2 separate regions of the Homo sapiens genome follow, and region 2 is linked to region 1. A link is a loop called in an ENCODE intact Hi-C map of the cell type or tissue named here. Cell type or tissue: mammary epithelial cell. All regions are shown on one strand. Each heading gives the region's core, and the rest is flanking DNA. Links, peaks and the distances in the headings are about the cores only. Region 1 overlaps HPS4 (HPS4 biogenesis of lysosomal organelles complex 3 subunit 2). Region 2 has its middle 30 kb from the start of ASPHD2.

Region 1 (2,804 bases), core at 22-2,521:
GATGAAGTCAAACCACAGCCTCACTGAAAGTTTTTGGACCTCAAGAACGTGCTAACAGTCATCCCTTCCATGCTGAGCTGGTGTCCAGAGGAAGAAACAATAAGAACAGAGAGTGAGCCATGCCAAAAACTGTTTCCCCACAGGCACGGAGCTTTGCTTCCAAAATCTTCTGCCTAACTTGCACTCAAGATAGGATCACTTAACCATAAAAACACAGTTAATCACAAGATGCTATGTCAGATGACATGTGGATAATTTTTACTGATAACCAAGTGCTTTCATACATACCAGGGGTCAGCAAACTCTAGCCTATAAACTAAATCCAGCCTGTTGCCTATCTTTGTACAGTCTGAGACCTAAGAATGGTTTTTATATTTTTTTACTTGGTTGGGGAAAAAAGTCAAAAGAATAATATTGTAACATGTGCAAATTATATGAAGTTCCAATTCCATGTCCATAAATAATTACTGGAATACAGTCATACCATTTATATACTGTCTATGGCTGTTTTTGTACTGCAACAGCAGAGCTGAAAAGCTGTGCAAAGCTGAAAATATTTGCTTTCTGGTCCTTTACATAAAATGTTTGCCAGCCACCGATATATACTGCTACATAATGTGATCCTCACAACAGCCCTAGGCAACACAGAGCTGAGGCTAATTCCCGGGTCCTCTGACTTCTAGTGCACACGAAAGCAAGTGGCACAAATGTCAGTGTGTGACACAGCGTGCAGCAGGAGCAATGCATGGAACACACATTCACTTAGAGATACCGGTTTCCCAGTTGGGGGAAGGTGTTTTTTCATAAAATGTTTTATGGCAACACTCTCACACTAACTTCAAGCCTCATGTACTGTACACAGAAGCTCCATGTCCTATTGTAGTGATAAATAATTAATCTGATCACTGTGTTTGAAGGTCAAGGAGATTATCTTGGGGTCTGAGTAATGGACTATCAGCGGCTCTATGCTGCCCCCTGGTGTGAGCCTATTCCACTCCCTCTGAGGGAATTCCAGCCCCAATCCCAACCCTCCTGGCTGCTCCACCCAGGGCTCCTTTCACCAATCCCAACCCCTGCTGCCCCTCACCCTACCCCTACTCCCTGTGGAAGCTGATCCACCCAAAGACAAGACAGCCAAATGACACAAGGGCAGCTTGGCAGTATGTAACATCATTAAGGAGCCCTTGCAAAAGGGGTGTGCTCACCGTAACTGGGGGTATTTGGTTTTTCTAGACAGTAGCAGAGGGGCTGCAGGGAAATCAGATAAAGTATTTTCAAGGCTAGTCTGGGACAAAAAGGCAATCAAACACCTCTTCCTGATTATAAAACAGAAATCCTTTGGGTCTGATTAACAAACCCACTCTCAAACCAGTGGGCTGATCAAAGTTAGTCACTCCATACTAGAAAAGATTAGCTTTTCAGGGATGGGTGCAATCATGCCTGTAATCCCAGCACTTTGGGAGGCCGAGGCGGGCAGATTACCTGAGGTCAGGAGTTCGAGACCAGCCTGACCAACATGGAGAAACCCCGTCTCTACTAAAAATACAAAATTAGCCGGGCCTGGTGGCACATGCCTGTAATCCCAGCTACTCAGGAGGTTGAGGTAGGAGAACCGCTTGAACCGGGGAGGCGGAGGTTGCAGTGAGCTCAGATCACACCATTGTACTCCAGCCTGGGCAACAAGAGCGGAACTCCATCTCAAAAAAAAAAAAAAAAAAGAAGAAAAGATTAGCTTTTTCTCTTCCATAAAACTGCAGTCTATTTCCCGGGGCCTAGCCAGCATCAAACCCTGCTTTCCACAGAAGCCCATGGAGGCTGATGTCGTAACAGCATGGATAGACCTTGACAAACCAGGGGATATGGCCATAGAGCACGAGCCACAGAAGGCAGGACACTGACCCCCTTTCTTCAGCTTCCCAGCTATCACTGCAAGGGCAGGGCAGTGGGGGGACAGAGAGGCTGGGGTGGGGAACCAGAAACAAGCAAGAATTCTGGACCTGCCACTTGCAGGAAGTCTTTTCATCTCAATGAGGCTGTTTTCTTACTGGTAAAATGGGAGTTACAATGCCTCCTTCCCAGAACTGTTCTAAGGCTTGGCTAAAACGAGAGATGCGAAGTATTTCACATATAGTTGGTGCAGAATACATCTCAAAGAGCAGCCTGGGCTATTTTTTCCTTTTTGTGGGGGAAGGTAAAAAGAGAGGTATTATATCCACTTTATTGCATTCAAACACTGGGCCCTTCAAAATGACACTTCCAAGGCTCGACACTGTGCAGAACAGACCATGAAAACCAAGGCATTGGCAGGGAGATGAGGCATTTAACACTGCAGCCACAACTCCCCGCACTGCTATAAGAAGGAGATGGATAGTCACTCCTAGCTATGGTGAATGGGGATACAGGAAGCAAATGAGCCATAACTCAGTGATCCAGCGTCTGTGGAAAGGGCACAGAGAAGCCTGACAGCTCCAGAGAGCATTCTCTTGCTAGGAGCTCTGTGCAAGGAAGCTGCTGTGCAGTCTTATCTCTTCTTCTGTATTTCAAGGTGACTAGCTCATTTATGGAGGGTCACAAGCCCTGCATGATAGTAAGATCAGCTTAGAATAATACACATTTAAGAATAAAAACAAGGAAAGCCCCAAGACACCATTTGCCCTGCAGCAATTTCAACCTGCTGTTCTTACTGCTACCACTTTCCCTGCCTACTAAAGCAAGGCTGTTACTATAGCAACGAATCTCCAGCGTGGGCCCCAGGGAAGGTCAGTTTACCACTCTAAGCCTCTAAGCGGGGAAGGGGCTGCAAT
Region 2 (2,804 bases), core at 207-2,706, 63 kb before region 1:
ATATGCACAGGCAGAGTAGTAGATTGCATAATTCTTAAGGGCCCTGGGATTTTTGAAACAGTAAATGAGCACTGGCCTCAACTTAGAGTCACCAGCTGCATTAGCCCCTAACAAGAGAGTCAGCCTGTTCTTTGAAGCTTGAAAGCCAGGCATTGACTTCTCTCTAGCTATGAAAGTCCTAGATGGCATCTTCTTCCAATAGAAGGCTGTTTCATCTATGCTGAAAATCCATTATTTAATGTAGCTACCTTCCTCAATGATCTTAACTGGATCTTCTGGATAGTTTGATGCAGTTTCTACATCAGCACTTGCCACTTCACCTTGCACTTCGATGTTATAGAGACAGCTTCTTTCCTTCAACCTCATGAACCAACCTCTGTTAGATTCAACCTTTTCTTCTGCAGCTTCCTCATCTCTCTCAGCCTTCACAGAATTGAAGAGAGATAGGGCCTTGCTCTTAATTAGGCTTTGGCTTAAGGAGATGTGGTGGCTGGTTTCATCTTCTATCCAGACCTTTAAACTTTCTCCATATCAACAATAAGCCTATTCTGCTTTCTTTTCATTTGTGTTTTCACTGGAGTGGCACTTTTTAATTTTCTTTAATAACTTTTCCTTTCCATTCACAACTTGGCTAAGTTGCAAAAGAGGCCTAGCAAAAGGCCAGTCTTGGCTTCCAATGTACCTACTTCACTAAGCTTAATCATTTCTACCTCTTGATTCAAAGTGAGAGATGGCAACTCTTCCTTTCACTTGAACACTTAGAGGCCATTGCAGGATTATTAATTGGCCTAACTTCAATATTGTTGTGTCTTAAGGAACAGAGAGGCCCAAAGATTGGAAGAGAGATGGTGAAACAGCCAGTCTGTGCAGCAATCAGAACACACACAGCATTTATGGAATAAGTTTGCCATCTTCTATGGGTGCAGTTCATGACACCCCAAAACAGTTACAGTAGTAACATCAAAGATCTCCCATCATAGATCACTGTAATAGACATAACAATAATTAAAAAGTTGAAATATTGTGAGAACTAACAAAACATGACACAGAGACATAAAGTAAGCACATGCTGTTGGGAAACTGGCATCAGTAGACTTGTTCCATGCAGGGTTGCTACAAAACTTCAATCTGTAAAAAAATCAGTCTCTGCAAAGTGCAATAAAGCAAAGCCCAATGAAACAAGGTATGCCTGCATCATTCTAAAACTATGTCACTAATACTATTGTTGGTGGCGCTACCACAGTGCCCAGCACAGAGTAGGCACTCAAATATTTGGTGAAGAAATGACTATCAGCCAATAGAGAAGCCCAAAGCCGGGCCGGTGTCACTGGCAAGCTGGGTCCCTTTAAACCACCAGATGGCATCCTCAGCATGGGATTCTCAAGGAAGGCCTTGAGCATCCTACAGAAACTGAATCACACTTCTGTTTCCTCACAATGGTTATTTTCTTTGGACAAAGATAACTGATGAAATGGATTCTTTCTGGTAAAACAAAATATGATTTGGAGAATTAGCAGGCTGCCCTTCATTCTTGGCAGTAAAAGAAACCAGCATCATTGTTACTCATTCTTGCCCAGGCTGCGTGTTACAGATAAAAAATGGGGTGGCTTTGGACCCAGGGCTCATACAATGCTGCCCCCAACCAGAGAACCACACAAAAGACTTTCAAAGATTCTAACTTGTACTGATGTTCTCTAGAAGGGACTGAGTGGGAAGTATATTACCAGGCACATCACACAGAAAAACTTCCATAAAATCCTCTGTACCCATTTCTGTCCCCAAGAGTCTCACATTCCTGGGAACCTACTTGAATCTCTCTCCTTCCCCAAACTCAGGAATTCTCCCACCCCCTACCCATCTGACTTTCTTCCACGTAGGGTTACCAAATGTACAAAATAAAAATGCAAGACACCCAATTAAATTTGAAAATTAAATAAATCTGTAGTATTAATAATACAGTTCTGACTGTGGGACACCTGACCATGGTCTGGCCAATCAGAGGTTCCATGATTAGTGGAGAGATGGTCACATGAGCCAAGCTGGGCCAATGGGAAAGTGCAATATTTGGGACATATTTATACTTAAAAAAAAAGTGTTGTTTATCTGAAATTCAAATTTAACTGGGATCCTGCATTTTCTCTAGCAACCATACCACCACACCCTTCTTATATAAAAATAATGCATAAGATGAACAAGTTCTGCAATGCTATGTTGTACACTTAAAAATCTGTTCGGGGCCAGGTGCAGTGGTTCACGCCAGTAATCCTAGCACTTTGGGAGGCCAAGGTCGGAGGATTGCTTGAGGTCAGGAGTTTGAGACCTGCCTGGGCAACATGGCAAGACCCTGTCTTCACAAAAAAATTAAAAACTTAGCTTAGTGTGATGGTGCATGCTTGTAGTCCTAGCTACTGGAAAGGCTGAGGCAGCAGGATCCCTTGAGCCCAGGAGTCTGAAGTTACAGTAAGCTATTATCACACCACTGCATTCCAGCCTGGGCGACAAAGCGAGACTCTGTCTAATAAAAAAAAAAAAAAAAATTAATCTGTTAAAAGTTGAGATCTCATGTTAAGTGTTCTTGCCACAACCAATTTTTTAAAAAGAAAGAAAAATAAAATATGCTATTCATAGTGCATAATCAACATAATCCCACTAGCAAGTACAGTATCATACTAAATGAACCATTTGATTTGCAAATTTTCCAACGTCGTGAATCTCACAACTTTTGTGCCAGGTGAAACTGCTTGAGAGGACTTCCTTTACTAATAAAATCTCAGGCTGAATAAATTCATACATAGACACATACA

The links. Peaks named below come from ENCODE experiments on the same cell type or tissue, not always from the same donor. Only the 100,000 strongest peaks of a DNase experiment are listed, where the experiment ranks them.
Region 2: it touches region 1 in a loop (16-fold over the local background); 78 of 110 quality-filtered maps call a loop at or near these places.

Annotation. Positions count from the first base shown.
Region 1 is chr22:26,460,427-26,463,230 of GRCh38, forward strand. All of the region lies in intron 11 of HPS4 (HPS4 biogenesis of lysosomal organelles complex 3 subunit 2), which reads right to left. Among named protein-coding and RNA genes, the nearest start is that of HPS4, 22 kb to the right of the region's middle. In mammary epithelial cell, for the core only: a CTCF peak has its summit at 979 (motif pointing left); no DNase peak of the experiment used is centred there; H3K27ac peaks cover 456 bases.
Region 2 is chr22:26,397,489-26,400,292 of GRCh38, forward strand. No RefSeq gene overlaps it. Among named protein-coding and RNA genes, the nearest start is that of ASPHD2, 30 kb to the right of the region's middle. In mammary epithelial cell, for the core only: a CTCF peak has its summit at 1,358 (motif pointing right); a DNase peak (open chromatin) is centred at 1,373.